4 separate regions of the Homo sapiens genome follow, and all the other regions are linked to region 2. Evidence: chromatin loops called from intact Hi-C (ENCODE). Cell type or tissue: PC-9. All regions are shown on one strand.

The links. Hi-C counts contacts between places; a loop is a spot of excess contacts. Peaks named below come from ENCODE experiments on the same cell type or tissue, not always from the same donor. Only the 100,000 strongest peaks of a DNase experiment are listed, where the experiment ranks them.
Region 1: a loop joins it to region 2, with 2.1 times the contacts of the local background. A loop is called at or near these places in 3 of 110 quality-filtered maps.
Region 3: a loop joins it to region 2, with 9 times the contacts of the local background. A loop is called at or near these places in 2 of 110 quality-filtered maps.
Region 4: a loop joins it to region 2, with 2.3 times the contacts of the local background. A loop is called at or near these places in 4 of 110 quality-filtered maps.

What each region holds. Positions count from the first base shown.
Region 1 is chr2:178,758,199-178,766,198 of GRCh38, reverse strand. It overlaps TTN (titin), which reads left to right. Exons shown (of 363, transcript NM_001267550.2): 42 at 1,388-1,672; 43 at 1,897-2,022; 44 at 7,027-7,215. Among named protein-coding and RNA genes, the nearest start is that of TTN, 45 kb to the left of the region's middle. In PC-9, a CTCF peak has its summit at 4,202 (motif pointing left); DNase peaks (open chromatin) are centred at 1,878 and 4,218.
Region 2 is chr2:179,103,464-179,111,463 of GRCh38, reverse strand. SESTD1 (SEC14 and spectrin domain containing 1) reads left to right here. Exons shown (of 18, transcript NM_178123.5): 18 at 1,436-8,000. The coding sequence ends at 1,565. Among named protein-coding and RNA genes, the nearest start is that of CCDC141, 57 kb to the right of the region's middle. RefSeq lists silencers at 3,456-3,656, 4,736-4,936. In PC-9, no CTCF peak of the experiment used is centred here; a DNase peak (open chromatin) is centred at 4,663.
Region 3 is chr2:178,886,629-178,894,628 of GRCh38, reverse strand. CCDC141 (coiled-coil domain containing 141) reads left to right here. Exons shown (of 24, transcript NM_173648.4): 9 at 5,961-6,102; 10 at 7,758-7,877. The region is part of intron 1 of LOC105373766 (a long non-coding RNA gene); the gene reads right to left. Among named protein-coding and RNA genes, the nearest start is that of TTN, 83 kb to the right of the region's middle. In PC-9, CTCF peaks have their summits at 2,819 and 3,023 (motif pointing left); a DNase peak (open chromatin) is centred at 3,068.
Region 4 is chr2:178,793,120-178,801,119 of GRCh38, reverse strand. It overlaps TTN (titin), which reads left to right. Exons shown (of 363, transcript NM_001267550.2): 4 at 438-725; 5 at 1,210-1,295; 6 at 1,389-1,633; 7 at 5,868-6,198; 8 at 6,569-6,721; 9 at 7,579-7,716. Among named protein-coding and RNA genes, the nearest start is that of TTN, 10 kb to the left of the region's middle. In PC-9, CTCF peaks have their summits at 4,642 and 4,841 (motif pointing left); a DNase peak (open chromatin) is centred at 4,869.

The sequences.
Region 1 (8,000 bases), 350 kb after region 2:
ATTGAGAAGTTATTTTCAGAAAGCACCTGATGGCCAGATCCTCATCTGGTTGCTCAAAACTATTGAACACCCATTGGGTGTCCATTTTCATATACCCCAGATGAGCTTCTAGATTCGCTGTTAAACTATTTTAGTTCTCTGCCCTCTGCCTGAACTGCTCAAGTCCTAGCAGCACTACCAAGTGAAAGGGGTGTTTCCAGCCTCTGATATGGAGTGCCTGGGAGAACTCAAAAGTCCTCTTTGAGACCCTGGAAGGCCTAGAGAGCCTCAGGCAATGTGGAACTCGATCCTCTCTACCCCAAGCTCTAAGAACAGGGGCTCTTACTTTGGACAGGGAATTCCACATGCTACCAAGCACTCCTGAGGAGCCTCTGAGCAGTCCCCAGGGAAGTGCTGTTAAACCTCTGCTCTCCTCATTAGAAATCTTAAGGCTGAATCTCAAGCTGACCTTGTTTTGAGTCTAACCTAGATGCAAGAGAAAAATGGAACCTCCCTTCCTATTCTCATCCTAGGCCATATCTCTTTGAATAAAATACCCCTGAGGCAGATGCAGGAACTCCAGGGGTAATCTCAAGATTCACAAAGATGAACCATATCGCCAGCATTCCCTAGGTTCCTAGAAGACCAAATGGTCATGGCATCCAGTTCTTATTATCTCTGTATTAGTAGTGGAGAAACTGAGGCACAGAAAAGTAAAGATCTTTTCTATGATAGTGTCAGAAACCAGCCTCACAGAAGTCATTTCTTCTAATTTCTGGGTTCCATGAACTAACCAGGTCCCCTCACTCATCACAGCACTGAGAATATGCTTTAGTTAGCAAAACAGGAAAGCTGAATTTGTTAAGTCTACCTAATGGCATTTAACTAGATCTGAAATAGTGTTAATTCAGTCATTCATTCAATACTTACTGATTGCATTTTACTGGCACTGGTACATAACAAAATGACTATGACATAAACACAAATACTTGCAAAACAAACAAACTGGAATGATATGAGCCTCTTCACCACATGATTTGTCCAAATGAATTTTAAAAATAGGTAGCACACGGAAGTTATTGTATAATTCATTCAGGTGTCCATCGCTAAGCCCCCACCACAAACAGAAACTGGGATAATCAGGTTAACTCGGCACTCTCAGCATGCCCCCCAAATATCAAAAATATCTTTCTGAAGCTATTCCCTCTGCATGTGGACAAATTCCAAGTGCTTTCTTCATTCTTAGCACAAAGAATGTTCTAATATTCTGAGGCAAGTAAAAATACCACAATTCCAAAATTTTGTCTCTGGATGTATAACTAGCCAGCAACAAATTAATGTAGAGTTTTGCATGCTCTCTTGTGTTTTTACACTTTTTCATGGGCTATTTGTCAACATTTACTCCTAGCTCCTGAACCGCCCCAAGTTCTGCAGGAGCTCCAGCCTGTCACTGTGCAGTCTGGCAAGCCTGCCCGCTTCTGTGCCGTGATATCCGGAAGACCACAGCCCAAAATTTCCTGGTACAAGGAAGAGCAGCTGCTTTCCACTGGCTTCAAGTGCAAATTTCTTCATGATGGGCAAGAATACACGCTTTTGCTAATTGAAGCCTTCCCAGAGGATGCGGCAGTCTATACCTGTGAAGCCAAGAATGACTATGGTGTTGCCACAACATCAGCTTCACTCTCAGTGGAAGGTAGGAATGCCTCGCTACTTCCAGCTGAAAATAAAACCTAAGAAGCAGGCTTTTGTCCTTTCCCAGTGCATTTAAAAATACAATTTGGAGCTCATAAAAGTAGATTGCTACCCAACTTTGAAAGCACTCTGCAGTGAAATAAATTAAGATAAACCTACATGCTCCCTTCTGTGAGGTCTCTATGGTGACTTAATCATGACAAATCTTGTGGTTTCTTTCTTTAGTTCCAGAAGTTGTGTCTCCTGATCAGGAAATGCCTGTTTATCCACCTGCCATCATCACCCCGCTTCAGGACACTGTCACTTCTGAAGGGCAGCCAGCCCGTTTTCAATGCCGGGTTTCTGGAACAGGTAGGTTTAAGAACAAAAGGTGTCATTGCCAATACTTACAAATAATTACATGGGAAAAACATTCTGTCAGCTTCTCCTCCATCACAAACATCTCTCATGCATAATTTGAAGCTTAATGGAAATCTAACAGAAAACTTATTTCAATTATTAAATTAAGAATTAGATAAGTGTTTTTCACTATTTTGTGCCCTTAATAATGGTTGTTTATGTTATGTTATGTGTTCTTTATCACAATAAAAAAATTAGTGTTTTTCACTAATATTAAAAAAGGTCATGTTCCCTTTATGATTGTAGCTGCACTTTAATTTCTTCATTGATAAAATACAATGACAAAACTAAAATTATTAGATTATAATAGCATCTACATATAATTCAAAAGAATAATACATTTATATAAGACATTATTCAGTCTATGGACAATGCTTGTGTGAAAGGTATCCTTTGGAAGACAATATCCTATAGTGGTCAAAAGTCGGGGCTTCATTGTCAAAGATGCTGAATTTGAATCTTGCCTTCAATATATATCATGTCTCTCGTTCTCCTTCTGTCATGAATACATTGAGTATATGATTGCATTCAATCCTAGAAAATATATTTTATGAGGCTAGGAATTCCGTTTTAGTGCCTAGAATTTGGCATCTGAAAAATAGTACCTGCTAGAAGGTAAGCTCTATGAAAACAAGAGTGGATGGTTGCCCCAGAATATCACCTGATACATAGTAGATACTCCATAAGTAATTGTTGACTGGACTAATTAATGATGGTTAAATGACTGTTACCAAACACTTAAGATTATTATCAAGATTAAGTTAGGTAACTCAAGTCAGCACATAGCACAGTGCTCATCATACAGTAATCAATCAGAGTTAGCTGCTACCATTTTTAATTGGGGCATGCTTCTCAAGTACCACCAGCCAATTTCCTCATCCCAGGAATCTGATCTTGGTAGAATGAGACAATATATGTGGAACCACTTCAAGTCATAACTGATTGTCTATAATCACAATTATTTGAGAGTTTCCCAGCCAAAGGGAAACTCTCAAAGCTTGGGCATCTCCCAGCCCTCTTATTAGGCTGATGCAAAAGTAATTGCAAAGTTGTATTGTTTTGTTTATTATGCTTCTCCCATTAGTTTATAATCCAATCTCTACCTTGTCAAGATTTATTTTTCTCAACAGGTTAGTACTTCAGTTGGTCTTCTGACCCAATTATTTCCTCCTCAGGAATGGAGATGGTGATCTAGAAATCTAATAGACCTATTTGATTTTATGAGCATAATTAAAAGATATAATGTATGTAAAGCACCTATAGGCATGGCTGCCAGGTAACTGGGGCTCAATACATTCATTTTATTATAGCCATAGAGAGGAATTATATAAACATCAATGTTTAGTATTGTATGGCCAGTATGGACAAATACCATAGACTGTATATTTGAGGGATAGTGTTCAAGAAATGCTAAATATTAATAAATGAGGACTGATTTGATAATATCCTACTAACACAATAATACAAAATATATTTTAAAAGCAAGTTCATTAAAGCTACACTAAATAATTTATCCATTTATTTAATTTTTAGAGGAATTTTTTAATATAAACATATATGTACATCATTCAAAGTAGTAATATTTGTCTTAACTATATTGGTATAGTGCTTTTAAGTCTATAACATATTAACATATGGTAGTATTGCCTTTAAAGTGTTGTAGAAATACACCTGAAGCACTCTACAAGACACCAATTGGGGTAGAAAGAGAAAAATTTCACTATCTTTTCTGCATAACCAATGTCTTTAAAAAGGTTTGAATAGGCTTTGTAAACTGAGAAGATCATTAACTTCCTATGTGTGGTAATATCTGTACACATATAGTGGTTTTAGCATCCTCTTATAAATTTGTTTTCTATATGAAAGAAATTAAATTCATTAAATAGAATGACCCTTCAAAAACTTGCCAACTCACATAGTTTCATACCACTGGGACTAAAAATATTTACAGAACTTCCTCTGGCCAGGTATTGCCTTAAGTAAGTGTAGCCCTGCTTTCCACAAATTGGAAAGAAATTGGGAGTCTTCAGAAGCTCCCATGTTCTTGGGGGTTGTAATACTTTCTGAAGCATGAAACGTGGCCCTGAGCAACCAGGTGCTGTTTCTAACAGCGAAAATGTTACCTATTGAAGGTCTCCAGTGCCACCTACTGGTAGAGGAGTAATTTGGAAAAGCAGAATCTTAAAATGTAAAAAAGCTATTTTTTTGCTGTTTATTCTACAGATGATGAGTCAGTGTCATTTGGAGGCTTACAGAGTGACAGCTAGCTAAACAGAAATGATGAATAATTAGTTTAACAATGATATTGTCTGTTATTCATTTAAGCATCTGTGCAATTTTAATTCTACCATTTATTGTTTCCCTGCTATTGAGATATTACCCTAGGTGCTGGGGTGCAGATCTTGCTCTTGCCTTTAAGGAGCTTGACATGTAGGTGAGGAGATGCATGCACACAACTATATCCCAAGGTTGTAAGTGCTATTAACAGGCCCACGTACTCATCATTCTCTGTCTGGGAGAGAGCCAGAGAAAGATGTGTGAACTGAGCATTGAAAAATATGTAGGATCATTGAACACAGTGGCATCCTATGATGAGAAAACAACATCTCCAAGTCATCAAAACTTGCAATAATGCTTCATGTGCTAGAAGCAAGTGGTTTAAGTACAGTTGGAAAGTGATATCATGAGTGGGTAAGAAGGCTGGATAATACAGCAAAGGCCGTGCTAAAGTTTTTGGTATTCTATGCTGAAGATTTTGGAATTGATCTTGTTTACATTTAGGAGACACTGCAGGATTTTTAAGCCCCTGGGTACCATGATCAGGTTTACTTTTTAGAAGTGATACTGTGATAGGGAAAGAAGGGATGGACAGATGTGGGAGGCAAGACTGGCAGTCAGGAACTGGAGAGAGATTATTACAATAGGCCTGGAGAGCGTGGATGAGGCCCTCAGCCAGGGCAGTCAGGAGAGACAAGTGGGGTATTGCAGAAGTAGTAATATGGGAGAAGAATGGCCTCAAAGAAGACACGAGAGGCTAATGAGTAACGCAGATCATGGCATCACAGCCACAAGCACCAAGTCCACTACCAAGAAAAGTTTTACCTGTTAACTCACTTATTGTGTGCAGTTCATGTCCAGTGGCAGTTCATGTGTATCCTGGTGCCTCATTCAGTTCACCAAAGGAAGAAGCTGTCAGTAGAAATAAGCAGAGAACCTTGTAAGAGGATGTACCATTGATGATCTCACACACACACACACACACACACACACACACACACACCCCTTCACACAAACTAAATAGGGGTGGTGTTTCATGTTATATCACATGGCACTGTCTTTTGGCGTGTTATTGAAGACAACGTTGCTTCCATCTGTGATGTTAGATATTCTTGCTATAATGACTGACTTGTGCCAGTGGCTTATAAAGCCCTTCCATGTGTGTTATATCATTTAATTCTCACAGCAATTATATGCAACGAATAGCCCATAAATTATTACGCATGCCATTTTACAAATGAAAAGACTAATCCAGAAAGCTTAAATGACATTTCCAAGGCCACACAGCTGACAAGTTGTAGTGTCAAGATTTCATTTTCTTTATATGTATATATTTTGATGGAGTCTTGCTCTGTCACCAGGCTGGAGATCTCGGCTCACTGCAACCTCCCCCTCCCGGGTTCAAGCTATTCTCCTGCCTGAGCCTCCTGAATAGCTGGGATTATAGGTGTGTGCCACCACACCTGGCTAATTTTTGTATTTTCAGGAGAGACTAGGTTTCACCACGTTCGTCAGGCTGTTCTCGAACTCCTGACCTCGTGATCTGCCCGCCTCAGCCTCCCAAAGTGCTGGGATTACAGGTGTGAAGCACCGCGCCTGGCCAGGATTTCATCTTCTACTTTACCTTACTATCTAAGGAACTGAACAGATTTGTTACTCTAAGAGGAGAACCTGCCATTTATACACATCTACCATCATGGGCAGGAGAGTAACTTTTATAGACAAGTATTGGCATTAAAATGCAGACAAATGCTAGATGATTGGACTATTAGAAGATCATCTTGGATGGTTTTGAGACCAAGAAGTGGTATAGTGACTGTGCTCCAAAAACAAGATGGCTTTGATTTTGGCTATTCAAACAGTTAACTAAAATTAAAGTGCATATCACCTACAATTATTACAACACAATAACCTGCTACTTTACTGTAATTTGGGTTTTTACTTTCTATTATTTTAAGATGGTTCAAATCCTTATATAGAAATAGCTAGCTTTATTATAATGTCTTATAACTGCCACTCTGAAAAGAGTCAAATGTATCTAAGATGCTCAAATACCATAATAAATCACCCTCTTTATTTAAAAAATTATTTTCTCTACAATTATTTGTGCCATATATACTGCGTACTGAAACCTTTTGCTCATTAGTAACAAAGATAGAGATTTTTTTTCTACAGCCTTCAAAGGTATCTATTTTAGACTTTTCATATCTTGATCTTCTCAGCTCTCTTTTTGATTGATTTTTCTGCAAACCAAAAGTGGAGATTTTTCTCATTTCCTGTCCCAGAAGGCAACTACAAGCCCAGATCAAACCTTTCCTGATGACTCTTCTTAGGACTGTCTTTTTCTCAAAGTCACTGAATATGTCAAAATCTTGTCTCTGCTTCCACTGCATGACATGCAAATGTCTAAAGAGAATGTAACTGAAGTTCTATCATTTTAAACATTACAACCAGTTCAACCTTAGGACAAGCTATATTTTTCTATCATTACATTTCCTTCTTGAAGATGAAAGGAAATCATTTAACAATAGTAGATATGGCATGCCCAGAGAAAAGTATCATGTTATTAAGTCAAATATGAAATGTAGGCACTAGTATTATTAACATTGTGTTTGCAGGTAAATTGTAAAAATCCACTCATTTTTGTGGTTGAAGTATCTCTTTTCTTTTGTGTCGCAGATCTAAAAGTGTCGTGGTACAGCAAAGACAAGAAAATCAAGCCATCTCGGTTCTTTAGAATGACTCAATTTGAAGACACTTATCAACTGGAAATTGCCGAAGCTTATCCAGAAGATGAAGGAACTTACACGTTTGTTGCTAGTAATGCTGTAGGCCAAGTATCAAGCACAGCCAACCTGAGTCTGGAAGGTAAAGTAAAACAACTTTCAGAACCCCATTTAAATATAGATCGAATCTTAACAATGTCTGTAACAATTACTCAAGAGTTCATGTAAATCATTGTTGTTCCTACCATTCTCTTCTAATTCAACTAATTATTTCCCTGTTATATGCCATGGTCTCGCCTCTCCTTTACCACTTTTCATTGTGAATCATAGACCATCACGTTTCATTTGGCCCCGCTTTTTCTCTGTAACAATTTGTAATGTATTGCTGCTGTCACCAGCTGTCATGCTTCCTAATCAGCATGAATCAGAAGGGGGCGAAATATGCTGCATAAATAGGTAGATTTGTTTTCTCAATTGGCTAAGATAAAAATTAAATTTTAAAAACATCTAAGAGTGTTATCATCCTCCTATCATGCTGACACAATTTTGATTTCACAAAAGCTAGACCGTTTCAGGTCTGTACACCAGCGAGCTATATTCATCCTCCTCTCAAGAATGTCTTAGTGTTAAGAAGTCCAGTCCTAAAGTGGTTTAACATTTCTGTTAGTTGGGGCTCTTAAATTGTAATCAGAAACACTTCCTCAGTAACATGGGGAATTTGATTCAAACAAGGATAGCATTTTTATATAGTGGTACTATTTTTCCTGAGCAAATATAGTCTATGTAGTATTAAGTACATACAAATACATAAGGATTTAGAGAAACTATTTTTTTCTTAACCTTATGCATTAACTGTAACTAGATGTTTTTTTAAATAATGAATTTAAAGTGGTTTAAAATTAAAAAGTTGACTTTACAACAAGAGGA
Region 2 (8,000 bases):
ACTGCCATGTAACACTCATACCTTCCTCAGGTTATGGGGGTGTGGGAATTACCTGAGCTAAATAAGTATAAAGTACTTAAAACAGATCTGACACATAATAAGCACTGCTACTACTGTGCCATGATCTTCCAGTGATTATTTGGGATTGATATTGAAAAGATGGCATTTTATTCCCTTGAAATAATATTATTCATAGTCTATACTTACGTTATCTCAAGCCCCACCTAAACTTGAACAATCAGAGGTAGCCTAAAGTCACCTAAAGTTGTATTACACATCTGCAATAAAAGACAACAAAATTCAGCTAGTAGCAGAATTACAGGCGTGCTTCTGGTTGTTCCATTCCAGGATCCCTTACCCTCCCTGATTCCTACATTTCACAGCCAGTTGTCACACAGTCAGTCTCCTGTTCTACCCATGTCAGCCTAGGAACACCTCTCCCTGGTATGCTTGCTTCAGCTTCTCGTCTGTGTTTCACAGATAGTCCATGTGTCATTTCCTCATCCATCCTTTTAAGATAAAAGAATGTTAGTACTATATATTCAAAGTTCACACCCACCTTTAATATTTTGGAATTGCTGTTTTATTCCACTTTATATTCATATTAAAACTTATGTATATCTCTTTTAGGTATTTTGCTGAATTAAATATTTCCCAAAGTTGTGTGTAGTGTTTTCCATAATTATTAATATAATGGTAATCTGTTTATGCCATGTATAGTTTGTTTGACAGGTTAGACAGATTTCTCTTTTATACCTTCTCCTGGTAAAATAAAAGAGATTGATGGTCTCTCTGGATTCACTGCTCAAAGACCTAGGTTCAAATTCTGGTTTTTCCCTGGGTGACCTTGCTTACATCATTTAACTTGCTAGGCTCCACTTTTCTGATCTGAAAAATAAAGAGATTAACCTGATAATTTCTAAGAAATCTTCCAGCTCTAAAAATATTCTGTGATTCTGAATACAGTATCTTTGAGAGTAGAATAAAATTAATAATTTTATCTGTTAATGTACCAAAAAATGTCATAACATTAAAAAGAATATTTATTTTGCTTGCCAGCTCTATAGACAAGTGGTGTCCCCAGCCGGTAGCACTCAAGTACCTGTATAAATTTTATGTTTGTGCATCCTTCTGGACCCACATATTTCCAGTGTTTCATTGTTCAATTTGTTGCTATTATCATAACTACACATGATATAACCTTTATACCATCAATATATTTTTCTCATCATGTCTTAATGTATTTTATGCCATTTTAAAAAATGTTTTTCCTGCTGAATTTCCTGCTCAAACAGTATGATCACCGATGAACTGATATTTACACATAGGCTATCTCATGTAGATTTTTTATGGTAAATTTTTGCTTCTATTTGTATTCACTGCAGTTAATAGATTTGTATTAATCTGAGGTTTTTCTGTGTGTTTTGATTTTTAGAACCGAACAATATTTTGGGAGTCCAAGTGACATGGCTTCTACTGCAGAAAACATCAGAGACAGGATGAAACTAGTTAATCTCAAAAGGCAGCAGCTGAGACATCCTGAAATGGTGACCACAGAGAGCTAATAGCTACCAGCTACCTACAGATTTGCAGTTCATAATCCCGCATGTTGTCAACATACTACAGCATTAGCCACCACACCTTAAGATGCATTTCACAGCCAAAATAAGTCTCATTTCTTTTCATGACACATTTCTCTTTACATGTTAACACCTTGCTACTACCAAGGCATAATTACTTAACATGCTTCGAGGCTGTAGATTCCAAGTATCTTAAAAGAAGGAACTATAAACATTGCACTGAAAACTTGCTTTAAAGCTTTACCTGACCTGTCAGTTTGTAGACAAACAACTGATAATAAGCTTTGAATGGTGCTAATAAGAGTAGGAATTCTCTCTATTAAAAAGAAAAAAAAAAGTTGCCCTTCCTCCACAGGTGATTTAGTAAATTTAGACAGTAGTTAAACTCTTGTTAGTAGACAGTGGTGTCCTCAAAATTTTACTTTGTAATTCTTCAGAATTGATTATTTTTATTGTGTCAATACAGAGAAAGCCTTTCAGATCTTTGATATATCATAGTCATTAAAAGACCTTTTCCTATTTGTATTGATAATGTATTAAAAGTTGTTTGTGCTTAATAAAAGACTTCTTTAAACATCTTATTTAATTTAGTAGTTACATCCTATTTCCAAACATGAGTGCCTTATTTAAAAGGGCATTCTTAGGACTGTGAGGATGGTTTAATATTTGTTTTTTCATGGTGGTTGCATGTATTTTAGACAGGAAATACATATGTAAGCATGTGTATATAATAAATAAGCATGTTTTATCATGAAAAATTATTGTGAACAATTTAGATCTTTAAGAACTTATTAATAATGGAATACTATTTCTAATTTTTCTCTTTTTCAACTTGAAAAATATTCTCAAAATTATTAACTACCCTGAAGATACTTTGTCTTTAGGGGAGGAGGGCTGAGGAAGAAGGCATACATAATTACTTCAGTGTAATCCTTTATATCAGAGTAATCTTTCAGGAACTAAAATAGCAATTGTTAATAAAATTTAGTTTCTCATTATAGTCTAAAAGCAAAATAAATTCTGAAGTAGTCCAATAACAGAACTGTATGACCCCTTTAGAAATAAAATTTATCATGAAATGCTAGTTCTTTTAAGTTTGTATTAAGTTTAAATGGTAAAATGCATATAATTTAAATTTTATGTATTTTTATTTCAGAACATTTTTTAAAATATTAAAAATTATTTTTTAGTCTTGTAGTCATTACAAAATTATAAACGAGTTGTATACTGGTTCCTTTTTGAGGTCTACAAACATGCTCGTGTATCTTCCAATGCAAAAAAAAAACCCCTCCCTTTTAACCTGCTAGTTTTTCCAGCCTTCTTCACTGACTGACAGACTTCTTGGAGAAATCCACATCCAGTGCCCCTACATCCTCATCACTCACTACTCAGCACCTTGCAGTCTGGTTTTACACAGCACTCTACTGAAACTGTTCTTTTGAAAGTCAGCAATGGCCTCCCAGTTACCAAACTGAATGGTTTTTTTCTCCGTCTGAATCCCTTACCCTTTTCTCTGCAACATTTACACCATTGAGCAACCTTTCCTAGACAGTGTCTCCTTCCTTGAAGATGCTATCCTCTGAAATAACTGTGAGTACAGTCGCATAACCCTAATTTAAGATGTGCCTGCTGAACATGTGCTCTCTCAGATCCTGTCCTCAGAATGCTTTTGGCTCTTTTCTCGGTATCTCATCCTTAGAGTTTTTATTTTATACCAATGTTCTGGATTACATACCTGGTCCAGAAATCTAGACTTGTACTTCTTTTTAATTGCCTAGTTGACATTTCAACCTTGATTAAAGATTGACAATATTTATCACCTTTTCCTCCTGGAACAATTTAGGTTAATGGTGCAGCCTTTTTTCCTAGTCAAACATGCCAGGAAGTTCAGGGCAAAGTTCAACTGCTCCCTCTTGTCTTATGTGGTCACTGCTTCTGAGAACATCCAGGAAGTTCTTTCTATACTTGAATCATCTTCTCAGTCCTTTGGGGCTTTACTGCTATGAGTATGAACTTTTGTGATTATTTATTTCAGTCTTCATGATGGTGCTATCACATTCTACAGTTGTTTATGTCTGTACCCAGTAAGCTCTTTTGAGGGAAGGAATCTTGTCTTCTCCTATTCCCAGTCTTGCTCATGCATAACAGATGCCCATTCCTCCTAAATATGAATGCTGTATTATAGGCATTAGTAATAATCCCTGTTACATTGCAGTCTGAAGTATGTTTTAAACATACTTTTTTAAAGTTAGAACTGACTTACAAGTGAATCTATTCTTAGATTCTTAGATACTAACTACTTTAGATATTTAGTTATACTCAATAACTAAATATCAATACTCAATATCTGTTTCTTCTGAATTTCAGAGTAGTTAGAATGTTTTTCTTAAGACTTTGCTAGAAAGGAACTGGTTTGTTAGTAATTCTGCCATCAACTCATGGAGTTATAATTGCCAAATGAGTTAATTTTTATATACCTTAAGCTATCTTGCCTACAAAAAGTAAAATAAGGCAGGATTCATAAATGTTACTTGTAAATTGAGTGTTTCACATGAGGCCAAGTATGATTTTAACATAATGAATATCATTGCTCCTCATCTGTAAATTTGCTGCTGCTTTCATATGTGTATCTGTACATAGAGTTATGAATGAAAATCCAGTAATGCCCTAAAGCAACTTTCTTCCATAGGGTCAAAGCTCACTTAAGGTAAACGTGTGAAAAAAGTGACTGCAGTGTGTTTGAAACCACAAGCTGTTTCTATGTCATAAATTAACATCAGCTTGCAAGTCTCTGAAAGAACCACTCATTTGTAATTGGTATATATGTCACAACCTCCCACATTCCTTTAGCCCATCTCAGGGAATTATTGAAACGCTGGCAGGGTTAGTTTCATTTTGTTTTGGTTTTTTTGGGTTTTTTTGTTTGTTTGAGGATTTTTTTTTTCTTTTATCATTTGTTTGCTCCTGTGTAAGCTTAATATATAATGGCAGTTTGGCATCTGTTCTTCGCACATGTCTAACCCAGCAGAGTTATGCAAAAATGATGACTTCATTTTAGGTCAAATTGGCTTTGTTCCCAGTCCTCATTGTTGGTCACTTTGTTCAGTTCTGGTGACTCATTGGTGATGTTGATGAAACTGCTCAGCCTGCCAGCTGGGATATTGATGGCAGGTCTAGGCTTCATTGTTAGGTAGAAGATTGAATACTTCTCACTTTATACAAATTTACATTGGCTATTGCTCCCATGTGTTAGCTAGTCTTAACATGTTTGTTATTTCGTTATCTTATTAGCTGACATACGGAGTGGTATTATTAGTGTCGTACTCCTTAGCGTGAGCATGACAATTAAGTTACCTTACTAACAGTGATGAGTAAACCATACTCTGATCTAAACCCATTGTTACCAATGATGTGATTATGAAGTTAGCTGAATCTATGGTCTACATTTGAAGAAATAGTTCAGAATTCTCTACTACATTGTAAGTTACTTGCTAATAGAGATTGGGCATTATTATGTACTACTCCCCTTCTCACATCCTACCCAAAGTACACAAGGCCGTAGTAAAATACTGTTGCTACTAAAAACTAAACATACTGTGGTTGCTAATGTCCTTTACATCTTCAGCCTATAGGGAATGGTACAGGCAGAAACAAGCACCATTAAGTATATTATCATCAGTAGTGAGATCTGTATGATTAGGATATCTTTGCTTAAGCCCCCAAAGGAAAAATTCTCTAGCATTAAAAACATGGCTGGAACATAGCTAAGCAGTTAACCTAATTAGTAGACTTATTGTTAACGTTCAGTCCTAAAAATGAAAAGCTTCAGTTGGGAGTAGAAAATATACTATGCTGGTATATAGAGCAACAAATACCCTGATGAGATAAAATGAAGTAGAAACTTACCATTTGACATTATTTGACTTTCATACATGCTACTGAAAAGTCTAGGTTTAGCTAAGAAGCATAAATAATGGCAGTACTTGTAGAGGAAAGAACATACCAGCTAAAACAAGAACTGTAATGAATATAATGGAAAGTGTTTGGAGCTTGAATACTTGGCTTCAAAAATCTGGCTTTGCCATTTACTGTTAAAAAAATATCTGAGAATTTATCTCAGGCTGTAAAACAGAGAAGTCATACCAATTTCAAGAATAAAATATGATATAAAGAATTGTTGAAGCCAAAATATCCAGAAATAAACAGAATGGAAGGTATCATTGCTATAATTATCTTTTCAGAATAAAAAATAGAGTATTCTTTATCCTTTCTGTTGTCTCACATGACAAGCATGGGATGGTGAGGAAATGGCATATTGCCTATGTTCGCCGCCCCACCCCCTTAGTTCCACCACCCCTTCACCGTCACCCCCAGTTCACTAGTGTATCAGAATGCATCTTCAGAATTACACACTGAAGATACAAAAGGTCCAGTTGGTAAGCTCATCAGTAAATAACAAGGCTTTGAAATCTGACAAATTAGCTATTTTTGTAGGAAGATAATAGAACAGCAAGATGGAAGACAAGTGATGAGTATCATCTGTTTTGAGGTTGACAAGGTGTGACATAACCCTGTTAATAGACACAAGTAAAAGAAAATCATACTAGGATTGGATATTAGTGAGCGAGCACCGACCAGTAGAAACAACAACAGCATAAATCTGTTATTTAAGTATCCCAATAATGAGGTTAAAAAAAAAAAAAAAACAGAACAAAGCATGAAAAGACCACAATTAGTGCTGGCTATGCTTAGAGAGGAGCAGTCTCTTGGTAAACTCAGGCAGTGATGATGAACAGAAAATGGCCGACTGATACTGTAATAGAGGCATAGAACTAAGGACACTCCGTGAGCTGGCATAAATACAGGGGAGTCTTTAAGACTGAAAAAAGTTCATGGGTATGACACTTAATATGACTCAACATTACTGCAGAATTTTAAAGCAAACATGAAAGCTTGAGAATAAACACTAGTCCCTCTACTTCAAGAAAAAGCAGAACCTGTACTAGAACATGAAGAACTTAGAGATCAAAAGACAGCCAGAACTATGATGAAATATTTTGAAAGCAGTGGGCACATTTTTAAAGATTTTTTTTGGAGAACTTTATGAGGCTGTATGTATAATTCCTATATGTAATTTTATAGGAATTCTTAACTGAAAGTAGTTATCAACTGCTACTTATCAGGAGCAGTGTTATTAGGGATTTTAAGTTAGGCATGTAGAAAACTTTCTGACAAAAGGGCTATTGAACTCCAGCCAGTTCCCAGTGAATCTCCAGGAGGCACCTTAGAAGTCTTCACAAGCTGAATACCATGTCTTTAGGGTGTCCAAATGCTTCTGTCTTGGGGGAGAGATGAGAGATGACTGGGTGCCTTTCCACTCAGAACACAGTAGACCACTCACTATTTATGACCAAGCCTCACTTCTTTTCTATTACAGTTACAGATTCTTTTTTAGTCTGGAAGTTAGGGTAAATAAAATTTGTATGTTTGATTTTTCTCTTAGGAATGTTTTCTCATCTTAACTCTTATGTTATCTTTATGGCCAACAGATTTGCTCAGAATATATCATCAAAATATATGTATTGTATTTTGTAAAGGTGAAAGGATCGAAATACCACTTTGACAGTTATAAACCAGAGTAGATTTGAGAACTGATTGCTCACATCACACTTACGAATAGTCTCAGAAGCCTTTAAGAGAAACTTACTTCTCAATGGACACTTAGAAGAATTTGATGATCTTACTGTCATAAAATCAGTAATGAAATTCTCAGCAAAACTATTTGGTAAACATTGCACCCTGTATTTTTACCCAACATCTTGTTATGAAAATTATCAAATACATTAAAAAGTTAAAATAATTTTATAGTGTACTCACTACCTAGATGCTAATTAGCATTACCTATGCTTGCTTTGTCACATATCCATTCATCATTTCATATTATTATTTGATGCATTTTAAATTGCATATCATTAACTAGAGTTCATTGTTGGCTTTTTTACATAAAATTAGCATGCAATGAAGTGCATAGAAATATGTGTTCACTGAGGTTTGGCAAATGCATATAGTGCTATGGAAATAGGAAACGTTATCACCACCCTAGAAAGTTTCCACACTGCCCTTTCCAGTCAATTCCTGTCCCTACTTGACCCTCAAAGGCAACCACTGTTCCTTTTTCTACCATAAGATTTTTCTGTTCTAAAACTTTATATAAATAGAGTCACGCAACATGTACGCTTTTCTACAAGGCTTCATTTTTTTATTGCTGTTCTTTTTTATTGCTGAGTAGTATTCCACTGTATGACAATATTACAGTTTGTTTTCTTAATTTCCTATTATTGATAGATACCTGGGCTGTTTCCAGGATTGGCCATTATAAATAAAGCTGCTATGACCATTCTTACGTAAGTCTTTGTGAAC
Region 3 (8,000 bases), 220 kb after region 2:
ATATATTGTTTTCATTTCTGTGATTTCTAATTTTTTTGTGTGTCTAATTTTGTTTTATTTCTGACTTTTTGTTTCAAAGTTTCTTGGTCTTTTATTGTGGGTGTTGGGTTTTTTTAATCTCTCTGATGATCTCAGGCATTTACTTTAAAGTCATTGTCAGATTGCTGTACTTATTTTCTTTACAGCTAGAGTACATTTATCTCTTGGTTGTTGAACATATCTTGGATTTGCTTTTCTTCATGTGTTTTGAGATTTTGGATTGCACTCTCATTTGGAGTGGGAGGGTTTTTTTCTTTGACTTTCTTTTGCTTGCTTGCTTCTCTCTTTGCTCTTTCCTCCTTAGCAGCTTTGCAGTGACCACCTGGACTCATAGGACCTTCAGTCCAGCATCAAAATGTACTTCTGTTATTTGATCAGGGTCACACAAGCGTCTGTGGAGATATTGTGGCTCTTGAAGATGCAGTCAGGAAACCAGAAGAGGGCTTGAGGTGGTTCCTGATGGCTCTGCCATGTTTAATTCCATGGCCCTCATAGCTGTTGGCTGCAGCATTTTCAGCCTCCCCTAATGAGGGCAGAGAATTTCAGCTCTGCTACTGATTTCAGGAAGAATCCTAGCAATGGTACCCTTCACATAGGACATATATGTTGGTCTCTATGGCCTCATAGAAATGGAACTTCTAGCCATCTCTACATGCATCTGAACAAGAACCCAGGTGCCCTGTAGCTTCAGCCACACTTACTGCTTTCTGTTTCTACTTTGTTATCTATACATAAAACATTGTGTGTGTGTGTGTGTGTGTGTGTGCGTGTGTGTGTGTGTGTGTGTGTGAGAGAGAGAGAAATGTTTGGTGGGAGAAATTTTCAAAGTATATAGCTTAAATAAGAATCAAATTTATTGTAGAAACATATGCATTTCACTTCTACAGTATAAATGGCACTTTTTCAAAGTAGGGATGAAAACTAGAGAGCAGCAGTTGTTTCCTCAAAAATAAAGACAACCATAAACATAAAAAGACACTCTTCGGGTTCCCATTAAAAGAAGCAGCAAGCTAAAGATAAGGAAGATTTTTTTCCATCTTTAAAGTATAATTTGTCCATAGACAAAAAGAAAAATATGGTCAGCTGATCCCTCCCAATGAGACAGAGTAAGCTGTCAAGTGCTTACCATCTGGTTCAGCTCCTAATCCAGATGGGCTGACAATAGTAATTTATGAAAGGTTTGAAAGCAACTTGCCATTCTTCAGAAATAATCATTAGAACACATTAACATTGGAATTTGCTTCCCTCCTCCAGCCCCAATTTACAACAAATGCAAAGATAGGGCAACTGCTTCCATACAGTAAATAGAGCAGTCTATTCTTGAACCAGAAGTCAATACGTCTGTGCTCTTTGAGAAAAAAAAAAAAAGCAATTATTTTTCTTCCCCCTCCACTTCCCTCTATTGGCTCAATGAATAAGGGAGAGAATGTTCTCATTTGGAGTTTCTAACAAATGCCTGAAGAAGCTTTCACAGTCTGTGATGCTTGGAAAAGTCAAAGTCAACCTCAGGAATAATCTGATCTACCGCATGTTCACACTACAGACAGGCATCCTCTAATCCATTCTTACAGAGACAGCCCAAAGGTCAATCAATATTTCCAGTGCAAATCACAAAGCCACAGACTGTTAGAGCTAGAAGTCTAAGCCCATTGTTAGCCCCTCTCCCACCCAATCAGGCTGCACATGAGCAGTGTTACTTCCAAATCAGAACAAAATGACAGGCCACCACGTTTTTGGTTCAACCAAGTGTCTGTTACCCACCGTCAGTTCTTGTCTCATCATTAATTTAATAGGACTGTAAAGTAATAGGACTCATTTCTGGGAGACTGATGAGATTCTATCAATTTATTTTCAGTTCATGTAAGAATTGCTGGCAAAGAGTGGGGTCATACCTTTCTTTTGATCAGACCACCTGCCGTTCAGGTGCTGAGGAAATTGTTAATATGCATGCTATGCAGGTTTTAAAATGTTTCAGAACTTTCAAAAGGAAAGTCCGGTATCATCGTATAAAGTTTCTAATGGAAAAGGATGGAATCAGGGCTGAATGTAACCCGCAGATTAGGGTGTCACTAAGAAGGAATAGAAAAAGCCCTAGGACTGGGAATGTGATGGATATATTCTAATTGGGAATGAGAGAAAAGGAACTGGTTACTGCCCAATCAGACAGAGATGACCTAGTTATAAGGGCATAGAGAGAGGGAAATGGGAACTGGCTAGAGTAACCAAGATGAATGAAAACTTCTCTTCCCGAGAAAAGGATCTAAGCCACATGTGAGAGTGGAGTACACACAGGACGGGCAATGGTGCACAGAATGACAAGGCAGTTCAGTCTGTCCCTCTAAGGCTTTAAATAGAAGGAAGTATTGAGCCAAACTACACATGATAAATTTGGTTTAACGTAACTATAAATGCTAAAGCATACCAAAGAAGAAATTGGGCAGTCTTTGGATAGCCTAAAACTTCTACAAGTGGCCAAAAGTGCAAGTCATCATTGTTTAAAACTACTGGACACTGTTACTACGACATTTCAAATATGGTAACTGCGCATATGTTCTTCTCAATCTTTTTGTGTTTTCTTCCCTTAAATAATGACCAGAGACTATTTTATTTGATTTGAAAATGGGCATTGATATTCTACTACTTATAAGGCTATGTGTTCAGGGCTACAAGGGATATAAGAATAAATAGGACACCATTTATTTCCCTCAAAGAATTTACAACACAATAGATACACATAATAAGGCATAAATCACCACAAAATGAGACAGAATCTCCAAGGTTACTGAAAAACAGAGAGAGAGAGAGAGAGAGAGAGATCCTATATGATTGGTTGTAATTCACCTAAATTAAAATTGCAGGTTGCTAAAAAGCAACAGTTTTATGGAAGGAATGCTTGGTTTGGTTTTGTTTACCTATTTTTTGTGCTGGAGGGACCTTCAAGAAACGTAGTAATTTGAGCAAGCTACCATGACCCTCTAGTGGCCACTTTGAAAACTACAGCAGGCATTGCATTACTTAGAAAAGCCAGCCAGTTTCAAAGGAGCCTGTCAGCCAGGCCATCCCTGTTTCTATGACAGCCGAGAACACTCAACTCAAGGCAAAGTGAAATTTTAGAGGAGAAAATACTCCCTACCCCACATCATGTGTCATAGACCCAGAAAAAGCACTATGAGGTGGCAGAGTGTGACCTCTGAGATCAGATGTCAGCCATTTCAGAACTGGGCCAGTTACTGAGACTGTCTCTGTTCCTCAGTCTACTTATCTGCGAAATGGGGATAACAATCCTACTCAGCTCACAGGGTTGTTATGAAGATTAGAAAACAGACTACTTTTTAAGAATGGTGCCTTATCACAGTAAGAGCTCAATAACTGTTTTTATTAGTTGTCGTTATGGAATTTTATGGTACAAACTAAACCAATGTAATCTGTTTTTCCTTAAATTTCCTGAAGGTAACATGTATAACTAATCATGAATTTAATAAAATTATTAAGTATATAAGTCTATTCAGGTAGCAAAGAGACTTGAAATTAAATCAAGTCTTTGCTGCTTATATTAGCTGTGTGTCTCTAGGGCAAGTTATGTCACCTGTGAAGGCTCAGTTTCATTGGCTAAAAATTGAAGTTATTGCTACTTTTCTGACACTTCACAAAGTTATTTTAAGGATTCTATCAAATAATGCATCTAATGCACTTAACAAAGTGGCATGTCTGTTGCGAGAATGTATTAAATAGTAGCTATTATGACTATATGCAAATTTATAAGAAGTGTGCATCTATAATCTATATTTCCCATGACACTGTACAATTGAGTGATGCCATTTTAGAAAGAGAGTTCATTTTGTATTCAAATGGCCAAAGAGGAGGCTGGGCTCAGTGTCAGTGTTGAATTAGAGCAACATAATTAAGACAAAGTAGGGATTCAAGTGGGAAATTTGGGAGCAGGAGGGGATGCTAGAGCAAGTTCAGGTCAGAGTCAGAGAGTGGGTCTGAGTTCTGGTACTTCTGGTACCTGAGACATCATGGCTAGGACTTATAGATAACTGCAAGAAGCTGGCTAACAGTCTTATTCTTTGGAGAAGGCCAGGGAATAAAAAAGAGTAATGTGAACAGGAATCAAGAGGCTTGGCTGGAGCTGGTTACTGAGATCTAGTTTCCCCTAGGGAAACTTTCAAAATTTGGACTCCCCTCCAAGCTACAGCTTCTTGGGGTCAGGGAGGCCTGTATTCTAAGTTTAGTTGGTAAAATAGCCCCTAACTGGAATAGACACTGAGGGCATTTGGGGTGAGACCACACAGGGCAACTCAGAGGTGGGAGTGGGCACCTTTTATCTTGGCTTTTCTTTCTGAATTGTATTAATCATTTCCAAATTCCTTTTATTCAATAATGGCATTTTCTGCCATTTTCAGCTATGTTTCTTCTCTACGTGTTTGCCCATTTCCTTTCACAACCTTTGTTCTCTGTACCTTCTTTCCACAATGCCCTTTATTCAATTTATTTTTCTCATTCCAGGTTTCCATATTCTGCAGAAAACTTGGAGCCTACAGTATATAGGAAAGCTGGGCTTTTAAATGCCTTTTGAGCATATAATATTTCAAAGTCTAAAGCCTAGTCAAAATACAATTCATATTACCAATACACTGCTTTTGTAGAATTATGGAATTTAGTGTTGTTAAGAACTATTTCTTAATGATAAATGTGAAGAATCTCCTGATGTCTTGATTATATTCTTCACTGTCTCTACGTATTAAAATGCAAAATTAAATGTTTAAAATGTAACATCTGTGAAACATTATGTGCCAGGAATAAGATTACTCATAGTGGTTTCATATTTTCCTCCAATTAAACTTACCTGGGACTTCTGTGGTCCACAGGACACACCTCAGTGTTTTCCAGCTCTATAGTGGCATCGTCATCACTCCAGTGAGGTTACTTTACCTCTCGGTCATTTAGGATCTTGCCCTCATTTCATTACTAATTAAATTCATTTTTACAGAGTCATAAATTAATTATTTTGAGGTAAAATGACTGAAACCTGTACCTTGTTCTGAGCTCTTTTTAAACTCTGGGTAATTAAATTTAAGGGTTATCATGTTCATCTTTATTAATACAGTATGTGAAGGAAATGACTGAGGGGAAATGAAAGACATCAACTTCTTAAATAGTCTTAAGGATAGGTTGGAAAATTTAAGTGTTCATTCCATCAACAATATGAGGAAACTTGTTAAGATATCTTTGGACTAGAGCTAGGGTCCATCTCAAAGTTCATGCATTGTTTTAGAGGCATTTTCATTGTAGGAGCTCTCACGTCACTTTTCTTTGTCTCATGAGGCCAACACAGGCGAAAAAATGATAATGTGAGGCATGGCTTCTTTTTTTTTTTATCAACAAGTATATTTGATTTCTAATTGTTGGTGATAACTTGGTTTTCATGTAATGAATACAGCCTTGAGCATTCATAATCATTGAGAACAAGGACCTTAGTGTTATGTAAATATTTTACCCTATTAGATTAGTAAATGCTTTGTTAATTGGCTGATCCACATTTCTATTCAAAGAGCATCTTTAGATAAATGAAGTTTTTAAATAACATCCTAAGGAAAAGTCGTGGTAAACATACTGTGGCTTTGCCATAAGGTTTTCAAAATATCCTACAGAAATATTAAAAAGTAAGCCTTTAGAAAAGAAGATTAGACCTTGTTGCAAAAACCCATAACTCATCTTTTCCCTCAGGACTGACAGACAAAACAAAAGAATATAATTTTTGCTTCCTGCTATGCCGAGATGATAGCTACTTAACTTCTGTTATCCTAAAGCTGATGCCTTTTACCAACGCCTACCTAACATGAGAGCAGATCTGTTTTCAAATATTCTGTGTTCTATATTGGGGTGGAGTGAATTAACAGCTGGCTTGCTCTGTTCAGCTCTCAGGTGTCCGGCATCCATGAGATGATGGGGTGCATTAAGAGACGAGTGGATCATCTGACCGAACAGTGTTCAGCGCACAAGGAATATGCTCTTAAGAAACAACAACTAACAGCCTCAGTGGAGGGTTACCTACGGAAGGTAGTTTCGTAAACTAAAACTTAAATATCTAAGTTGGTGATAATAGATGATATGGTAGGGCAGTATGTGGGCATGGCGGGAGGACAGGGGCATGTCTCCTTAGGCTGCCCTTATGTACCACATTGGGTCCTTTAATTGAACTAAACAGAGTTGTAATTCACTGTTGTTCATCAACCATCCCTGACCCAGGTGGCCTGTCTGCGCCTCTGGCCTGAAGGTATACACACAAAGGCAGTTCCCGCTTTGCACAGTACTGTGTTAACTGAACCAAGTACAGATGGGAATAGAGTGGATCTTTCATTTGCATGGTTCTGAGCATGGTTCAAATATGCACAAGTTTCTGTTACCATGGTACCATACAACACCAGGACTGTAGACAGGTAGATAGATTGATACATAGACAGATCCCAAATATTATGAGTTTTAGGTTTTTCAAGGAATAAATTGCCATTATTATATTTTATTGAACTAGACCAGTGCAAGGCAACACAGTCATTCTGCATATAAACATACATGTGAAAATCCTCTCTGCAGAGTGAACATGATGGCTTGGTATGGAAGAATTTTACTTCCTGTTTCCAAAGGGGAATAAGACTAAGGAGCTACAATTTGACTAAATAAAAAAATTATTTATCTTTAGTAAAAACTAGTAATATCTCAGTGGCATTGATGCTAATGAATCTTGCTGCAGAGGCTTGGTCTCAAATTTTCAATGATGTTTTCGTTTGATACGGTGGACTTATATGCCTGAACTTACATGAATAGAATTAGTAGACTTCACTGGAGAAGGCATTAAATATCAATGTCTGTATTTAAATTGCTTCCTCACCTGTTATTAATCCAGAAACTTGGGGATTTTATCCTTGTTCTGGTGCCTGGGTTTAGGGAGTTTCCAAATATGGTGGCAGCTGTGGTGCTGCATTGCCTGGAGCTTGAGACCCAAGCTAATTTGGTGGCAGTGGAACAGTAGGACCTCAGCTGTTGCTGCTTGTCCTATTGCCAATTTGGAGCCAATTTGAGTCTGGGGAGTATGGACTAGAGTTAGAGCGAGGGGACAAAGCATGTAACTTGAATGGAACAGAACCCTTCAAGGGTCATTTTAGTCAATGACTCATGTCCACTGAGGATCAAATCATAGTCCTCCAAGCTCATCAATTAAATGTCCTAAGTATGTCCCTGTGTTTTACTATAACACGTCCAGGGTTTGGTGCTCCCCCAGAGTCCCTCTTCCCAAAATACTGCAATGCTCATGCTCTGGATCTTGCCTTTAAAACGTGCCTGTAAATTGGGTCCTATTCAACTCACAGATAAATTCATCTCTGTTGATGTGTTAGCAAGTGCATTATCCTTCATAGGTAATATAGATAAGTTCTTAGAGGATGTGGATGATTGCTTATATCTAATAGCTGTTAATAAAAGAAATATCTTTCAACATAAAACATTTGTTGGTAGACCACAAGTATTACCTCCTATGAAGAGCAGCGTTATTAAAACATGAAATTCTGAATATTTAAAACTATATTAGATTAATACTGATAAAATACATTTCAAGTATAATGAGAATCTATAAAATAATATTTATCTTCCTGACACATGTGCGTACATATATGCAAAAATATATTACTAAGACTGCCATATATTATTCACTCCTAAAGGTGGAAATGTCAATTCAGAAAATCAGTCCAGTACTTTCTAATGCAATGGATGTTGGTTCTACCCGTTCTGAATCAGAGAAGATTTTGAATAAATATCTGGAACTAGATATCCAAGCTAAGGTAAATAAAATGAGAATGATTATTATGGCTATAATTTTGTAAAGATAATTTTAAAAATATTTGATAGCTATAAACTTAATCCTAGCTCACTTGAGGTTTACAATTCTAAATTCATATGTAGCA
Region 4 (8,000 bases), 310 kb after region 2:
TTTAAGTAACAGGTACACCCATCGTAGCAACCACTGGAATTCATTTTAATGCAACTTACTGGAATATGCAACATGGCTTTCACATATTAATAGAGCGCTAGATGTGAGGTAGAGGGGGAAGTACCAGAAAGATTCTCAAGAAATGTTATAACAAAATCTAGAGCTTTTATTTAAAACAAAGAAACAAAAGGTGGTGGCCTAAACTGCTCAGCAAAACAAAGCAAATAAAATAAAATATGGTGGTGAGAAAGCCTTCTGTAATCTCCTGGCTCCCATTCTTGCTGTCATTGCTGGGTGAGCTGGGTTCAAGGACATTCAAGGATGTTTAGATTGGCGAGTCATCACCTGGTTTTGGAATTGGAGCTGTGATTATTTAAAAATACCTTGTAGGGAGCACCCTGGCTCTCACTCTTGACTTTGTTCTCTTGTCCCCGCAGCTGAGACAGCACCACCCAACTTCGTTCAACGACTGCAGAGCATGACCGTGAGACAAGGAAGCCAAGTGAGACTCCAAGTGAGAGTGACTGGAATCCCTACACCTGTGGTGAAGTTCTACCGGGATGGAGCCGAAATCCAGAGCTCCCTTGATTTCCAAATTTCACAAGAAGGCGACCTCTACAGCTTACTGATTGCAGAAGCATACCCTGAGGACTCAGGGACCTATTCAGTAAATGCCACCAATAGCGTTGGAAGAGCTACTTCGACTGCTGAATTACTGGTTCAAGGTACGTGCTGGAGGTTGAGGAACAGAGAGAAGGGGAGAGAGCTGGTTTGTGTCTAAATGGGGCCAAGCGTCCACTTGCCACCTCTCACAGCCCTGGGAAGAATGCTGTGAGCTGATATAAAAGCTGGCTTTTCGACACCCATGAAAAGTCCCTGAGATTCTAGTCAGGAGCGCAGAATAGAAGCAATCTGTGCTTATGAATCTCATTATAAACTGGAAAGGGTTTCAATTAAGTGATCTACATTTCCAAATTATTGGCAAATAATGAAATTTTAAAAAATCATTCTAAGTAAATTTTTATCTTGTAATGAACATTTTCTATTTTTAAACCTAATTTATATTCATGCAAAATCCAAAACTTTCTGCAATTTTCTCCATTGGGATATCCAGAAAATCTTTTTGACTTTGTAGTCAGAATTAACAGAATCTCTTTTAAAATGGGTCATTGTGCCCCCTCCCAAACATTCATCTTTCCCTTCCCACAGGTGAAGAAGAAGTACCTGCTAAAAAGACAAAGACAATTGTTTCGACTGCTCAGATCTCAGAATCAAGACAAACCCGAATTGAAAAGGTATTTTTCTATACTGTTGGTTTTCAAGCCTTTCAGGCTGTTGCGTCCCCAGCTATTCCTCCTCAACGTGGGCTTTGTTTTAATCTTTTACAGAAGATTGAAGCCCACTTTGATGCCAGATCAATTGCAACAGTTGAGATGGTCATAGATGGTGCCGCTGGGCAACAGCTGCCACATAAAACACCTCCCAGGATTCCTCCGAAGCCAAAGTCAAGATCCCCAACACCACCGTCTATTGCTGCCAAAGCACAGCTGGCTCGGCAGCAGTCCCCATCGCCCATAAGACACTCCCCTTCCCCGGTCAGACACGTGCGGGCACCGACCCCATCTCCGGTCAGGTAAAGCTGCCATAGAGAGAGCAGATTATTGCACATTTTGGAACTAGGTTTTGAAACGAGAAAGATTCCCTTGTCCCCCTCGCAGGGCATGCGACGCGGAGAGTGGTTCGCTTCTTCAGTGTCCCGCTGCTCAAACCTCTAGGGGAGCATACAAACGGGCAGGTTGTGGGGCTCCGTGTTCCTCTGGACATCCAGCCGCTTGTGTGTCTGCCTACTAGGGTCTCAGGGGTTTTTATAGGCATAGGGTGTGGGCGTGGCAGGTCAGGGTGATCTTGGGAAATGCAACATTTGGGCGGGAAGGCAGGAGTGTTTGTCCTCACCTAGGTCCATGGGCACAGGCCTCGCTAGGGACCACGCACTTCTCTTCCCAGCACTTCCCTGCCCTCCTCCCGTGTAAGTTTCATGCACTCAAAAATGTAGCAGGTGACAAAGGAGGTAAACCAAGAAGTTACTGAATATGATTTTCACAAATCCTCACTGTCCACAGGTAAATTGAAGACCCTTATAAACTTCTGAATTCTTATTTATATTTCATGTAATAAATATCTACTTTAGGGGCCAAAATATGGCACAGTGAAAGGAGAAGAGCACAGAAGTTAGAGTTCAAAGCCCTAAGGACAAATCAGCCTGATCACTTAACAGTTTGATTTAGGGCAATAAGTATAAATAATAAAATAATTGTTATTATATATGGATCACTTCCTCTATCAGATTGGAACTATACATACATTATCTCATTAAATGTTCACAACCTGTAAGAATTATTATCCTCAATGTTATTGATAGGTAACTGGAATTAAAGAAGTTAAGCAGTTTATTTAAGGTTTCAGTTGTGTCATCTGTAAATTAAAGAGAGTCACAATAAGAATGATCTCAAGCTGCATTTTGGGGCTTCAATGAGATAATTAGTTGAAAGTGCCTTGTAAATAGAAAATAATTATGCCAATATTCTTATATTCAGATGGTAAGTAAAACCTTTTAAATATTTTGCATATGCTTGTGTTATTTTATCTAGAAAATAAAATGGACTTCTATGCTTACTTAATATGGAAGTATTTTAGAAGGTGATCATGTATCATGATCAGGGCTCAGAAATTATATAATCAAGTGTAAATTGTCCACAACAGTTTTGAAAGTTTGGGATTTAGTTTATCATGATGAAACTTTTAATATGATGAAATGAAAAATGTACAAAATTTGAGCAAAGAAGTGTTTATTGATCAATTTAAATGAAATAAAAAACACATGGATGTTCCCTGCCAAGAAAATTTTTTATAAAAGAATAATAAGGAGATAGTTGACCTAAATAATATTCAAACATACTGTAAAGTTACTATAATCAGAACAGTATGGTATTGGTAAATGAATAGAAAAATACACCAGGGGAACAAAACAGAGAGTCCAGAAAGAGATCCAAGTATAATAGATCCAAGTATATAGGGAATTCAAAAAGCAAAGTGGCCTTTCAATTCAGGGGAGGGAGAGGTATTTTAATAAAGAATGCTGGTCCAATTAGCTATCCATCTGGAAGCAAACAAACATAAACCTCTGCCTCTCACTATTTACAGAATAAATTTCAGCTTGATTAAATAGTTAAAAAATGAAAAAAAAAGAGAAGACAATCTGCAAAAGCATTTATGGGTGAAAGCTTTTAAAAAGACAGTTACAGATTCAACTACATAAAAATCAACATGTATGTATGGCAAAAGCAAAAAGTCATTTCTAAACCAAACAGCACTTGTGAAAAAATTTTAAGACCTTTCTCCTCCTCAAGGTACTTCATTGCCTCTGCCATAAAAGTATCACAATAAACATAAAATGGCTACAAGGTAGACAACACCAGCCTAGAAACAGTATATAACATACAAAATTACGTAAGCTTATGCTGGATAAGACCCATAAACAAGCAAAATATTGAAATGGATTAAAAGAAATGGATCTGGGGGAATGTTTGCAACACTTACGACAAATAACCAATAAATGCACTAAATGCATTAAAAATCATCCACAAATTAATTTTTAAAGGAAAAAAATGCAACACAAAAAAAGACAAAAGATACAAAAAAGTATTTAACATAAGAGGCAATGTAAAAGTCCAATAAACATGTGAAAAAAAATGCTAGATGTTTTCCAATTTTTATTGTTTTAGCCACAAAAATGTAAAGATATTGGCAAACACTAACATGAAACCTTGAACAAAAAGCTTACTTTAAAAAACATGTCTAGCAGTCGAATAAAAAAAAATGTTCAGTCTCAGGCTAAATCCAAGTTTGCACACCATGAAATCACAACACAAGCCAAATGCAATTTCTTGAGGAGATAACAACCTAACTATATTTTAAAACCCAAGCCTAAGGGTCATTTAGAATCATGGAGTGTCCCTGATCCCATGGAGCATTTTGACCATCTTAGCAGTTTTGAAAGTTCATTAATAACCATCCAAATTGCCCCAAAATTTTGCTTTCCAATAATTAAGAAATAAAATGCCAATTTGCAGAGAAAATAATGGTTATCAAAGATAGACTGCTTCCTAAATATCTCATAGTTTAATCTTGATTTTTGTTGTAGAGTAAGGCAAACATATTTCATTGAATAAGGTGCATTGTATCTCGCTGTGACCAGGTGATTATTTTTTGTTGTAAGTACAGAAATAAGCACTCTCCTATAATGACCAAAATTACAATGATTTTCACAGTTATGGGCTTACCTGTGTCCTGCTGTTAATCAGTCATGTCATGCTAATCATGTCTTTAACTCTTTTTGAATTAAACCCATTTACTAAGTACAGCAAGAACAAGGCACAGGGTGAAACTTAAAAGCACATGTCTCTTTGCTTTTCTTCAGTTAGTGGAAACCACACATTATTCTAACTTGGTTTTTGTTATATTTCAAAGGCAGTCATGTTCAGAAAAGAGGCTTATTCCCTAGATTTCCCTTTAGTTTGATTACAACTTCATTTACAAAATGTAAATGGATTTTCACACAAAAAAAGCCATTCTTCGAGAAAATAAACATTTCTTCGTGAAACTGGTTAATGTTGTAATGTACTGTTAGGGTACTCTGTAAGTTAGAGAAAATATCAACTGTACCTTGAGCTTAATTAGAATAATCATTTCATGTATGATCAGTGTAAGCTAAATATCCTAGATAGTGACAAGATGCATTTATAAACATTTTCTTATATGCAGAATTAATAAAATGCAATGATAGGGCAATACTGCCACCTAGAGAGGAAAATGTAATAAGCCTTATTAAGAATTAAATCAGTTCTGAAAAAAATTTTACCTTACAATAGTTGGCCAATCCCCAGAATTATTGCTATAGATCAGAAATAGTCTTTTTTGGCCATCAGTGCTGGGATTTAGCACCCAAATTCTTCAACTGATGCTACTTGCACTTTGGATACACCTAAAAAGCAAACAATGAAAACTATTCTGGAAGAAGCAACTTTATCAATTTACCCAAAAATCACAGAATCATTAGTTTTTAAGTTAGTCAATTCCCACAATAACTCTAAAGATATTTAAAATAAGTCCAGAGTGCAATACAAGGGGGGCGAGTGTAAACAAATATGGAGGAAATTAAAAGTAGCTGTCCACAAACACTTCGGCTAAAGCAGCAATTTGCAAAGTGCACTGCACAACCTGTACCCAGCAACATGCTGCAGAAAGCTTCCTGAGGATGTGTCCCCCTGTCCTGGAAATTCACAAGGCATACTGACATAGTAAAGGCTGTGGGAAGTCCTGCAGGGGAAAAAAAAAAATGGCTTAAGCTGCTTAGTCAAGAGTGGCACAAGCATTTTGATTACAGAAACCTTTCTTCTTATAACACCTATTTGACATCCTCTAACCCCCCCAGAATTGGAATACAGAGATGAATTTGGAATACAGAGGTTGCTGGATTTGACATGTCTTTCCTTTGGCTGCATATTAAAGAAGTAGCTTTTTCTGTTGTGATTTTTTTTTTTTTTTAATGTGAGAAGGTGCAAGGCACAAAATCTCCAGCTTATTTGGAATTAAAGCTGATTCTCTTACAGGGTTACAGCAGATAAGAATAGGTTTATTGAGATTTAAAACAAATTACTTCCAAGTACATTATTTACCCTCTGAATGGGTTATGGAGGCACACATTTTAAAACTCTGCCTTAAAGCACTTCCAGCTTTTCATCTCATGATTCACATCCAGTTACCCCTCCTTGCTTTGACATTCTTGACCTCTGCCTTTTGGTTTTCAGGTCCGTGTCTCCAGCAGCAAGAATCTCCACATCCCCCATCAGGTCTGTTAGGTCTCCATTGCTCATGCGTAAGACTCAGGCATCCACCGTGGCCACAGGTCCTGAAGTGCCTCCCCCTTGGAAGCAAGAGGGCTACGTGGCCTCCTCATCTGAGGCTGAGATGAGAGAGACAACGCTGACAACCTCTACTCAGATCAGGACAGAAGAGAGATGGGAAGGGAGATACGGTGTCCAGGAGCAAGTGACCATCAGTGGTGCTGCGGGTGCTGCCGCCAGTGTGTCGGCCAGTGCTAGCTACGCAGCAGAGGCTGTTGCCACTGGTGCTAAAGAGGTACTGTCAGAATGGTTTTGTTTTTCCTTATTTCACATTCTAGTTTCTCCAACTGGATTTCTGCCATGAAACTCAGTCTGTATAAATTGGAGGAAAAATGCATATGAACATAAAAATATAGCAGCAACTGAAGACCAAATTCAGTAGTCATGCTTTGTAAAACCATTTTTAATTAGGACAAAAGCTCCAATCTGTGAAGTTTCCATAATATACAGGTTTTAATGATACAGTCTCTGTATTTCTTGGCAATAATAAATGCTTATGTATGAGTGTATTTTGCTCTAGGTGGCTCAGTTTTCCAGTATGCTTTTTTATTTTCTACTGGGCATGTCATTTAAAAAAGTAATCTACTTGGTCATTTCTAATCTAGGTGAAACAAGATGCTGACAAAAGTGCAGCTGTTGCGACTGTTGTTGCTGCCGTTGATATGGCCAGAGTGAGAGAACCAGTGATCAGCGCTGTAGAGCAGACTGCTCAGAGGACAACCACGACTGCTGTGCACATCCAACCTGCTCAAGAACAGGTACGTGCGAGGCTGCCATGGGGCACCCGCAGAGCCACGTCCTTCAGTGCACATTAACTCAACCACCATCCACTGAGCTTGGCATGCAGCTGTGCTCAATTCATTCTGAAGACAGCCTTGAGCCCAGCAGGGCCCAGACTTTTAGAACTTTCTGAGCAAAAGGTGGTCGGAGATGTCAAAGGTGTTGACAATGTGAGTATCACAAGAGCAGAGTAGGCCAGAAATACCTGGGCTATATGAGCAGGCAAAAGTCAACTATGGTATTCAAGGTAGGAAGGCAAAGAGTGGCCAGAGAAACAGAGACCAGTCAATTCCAGAGCTCAGTCACTGCACACACTGGATGTGGAAACTACTATTTCAGGGAAGGCATTACATTTCTCTAAGTTTCCCCAAAGGACTTTTGTTTTTACTTTTCTCAAAACAAACATGACACTTGATTCATAGCTGGAACAGTGTCATAAATCCAGGATAATGTCCCACCTCGCATTTGAATAGATTTTCTGTTACAGTTTAAAATCATTCCAGCTTTCCTCCTTATCCTCTTGTGTGACATTTATGTCTAAATCCTGACAGATTATTGTAACTTTTTTTTCTTTTCTGAGACAGAGTCTCGCTCTGTCACCCAGGCTAGAGTGCAGTGGCATGACCTCCGCTCACTGCAGCCTCCGCCTCCTGGGTTTAAGTGATTCTTGTGCCTCAGTCTCGTGAGTAGCTGGGATTACAGGTGTGCGCCACCACACCCAGCTAATTTTTGTATTTTTTAGTAGAGGATTTCACCATGTTGGCGAGGCTGGTCTTGAACTAATTTTTATGTAAGATGCATTAAGGTGTTTTCTTCCTTTCTCTATGAAAAGCAGGTAAGAAAGGAAGCGGAGAAGACTGCTGTAACTAAGGTAGTAGTGGCCGCCGATAAAGCCAAGGAACAAGAATTAAAATCAAGAACCAAAGAAGTAATTACCACAAAGCAAGAGCAGATGCACGTAACTCATGAGCAGGTGAAAATGGGTTTGTATTTTAAATTCACTGAGGTTCTTACAGGGGTCAACACAGATAATCACCTTTACCATGAAGAGTGTTGTTCCTTGGGCCACATGGTTGTTAGCATACTAATAAGATCCCCTTGTTGTATGTGTAAATTTCTGGGTACTGGATACCAAAGTTTGGTAGTGTCCCTGAATGCTCCCCTTGTGAGTATGAAAAAGAACTCTGTGAACATACACCAGGAGTAGAAACAGGGGTCTCATCACATTGATCTGGGGATGCACTAAGTATAAGACTA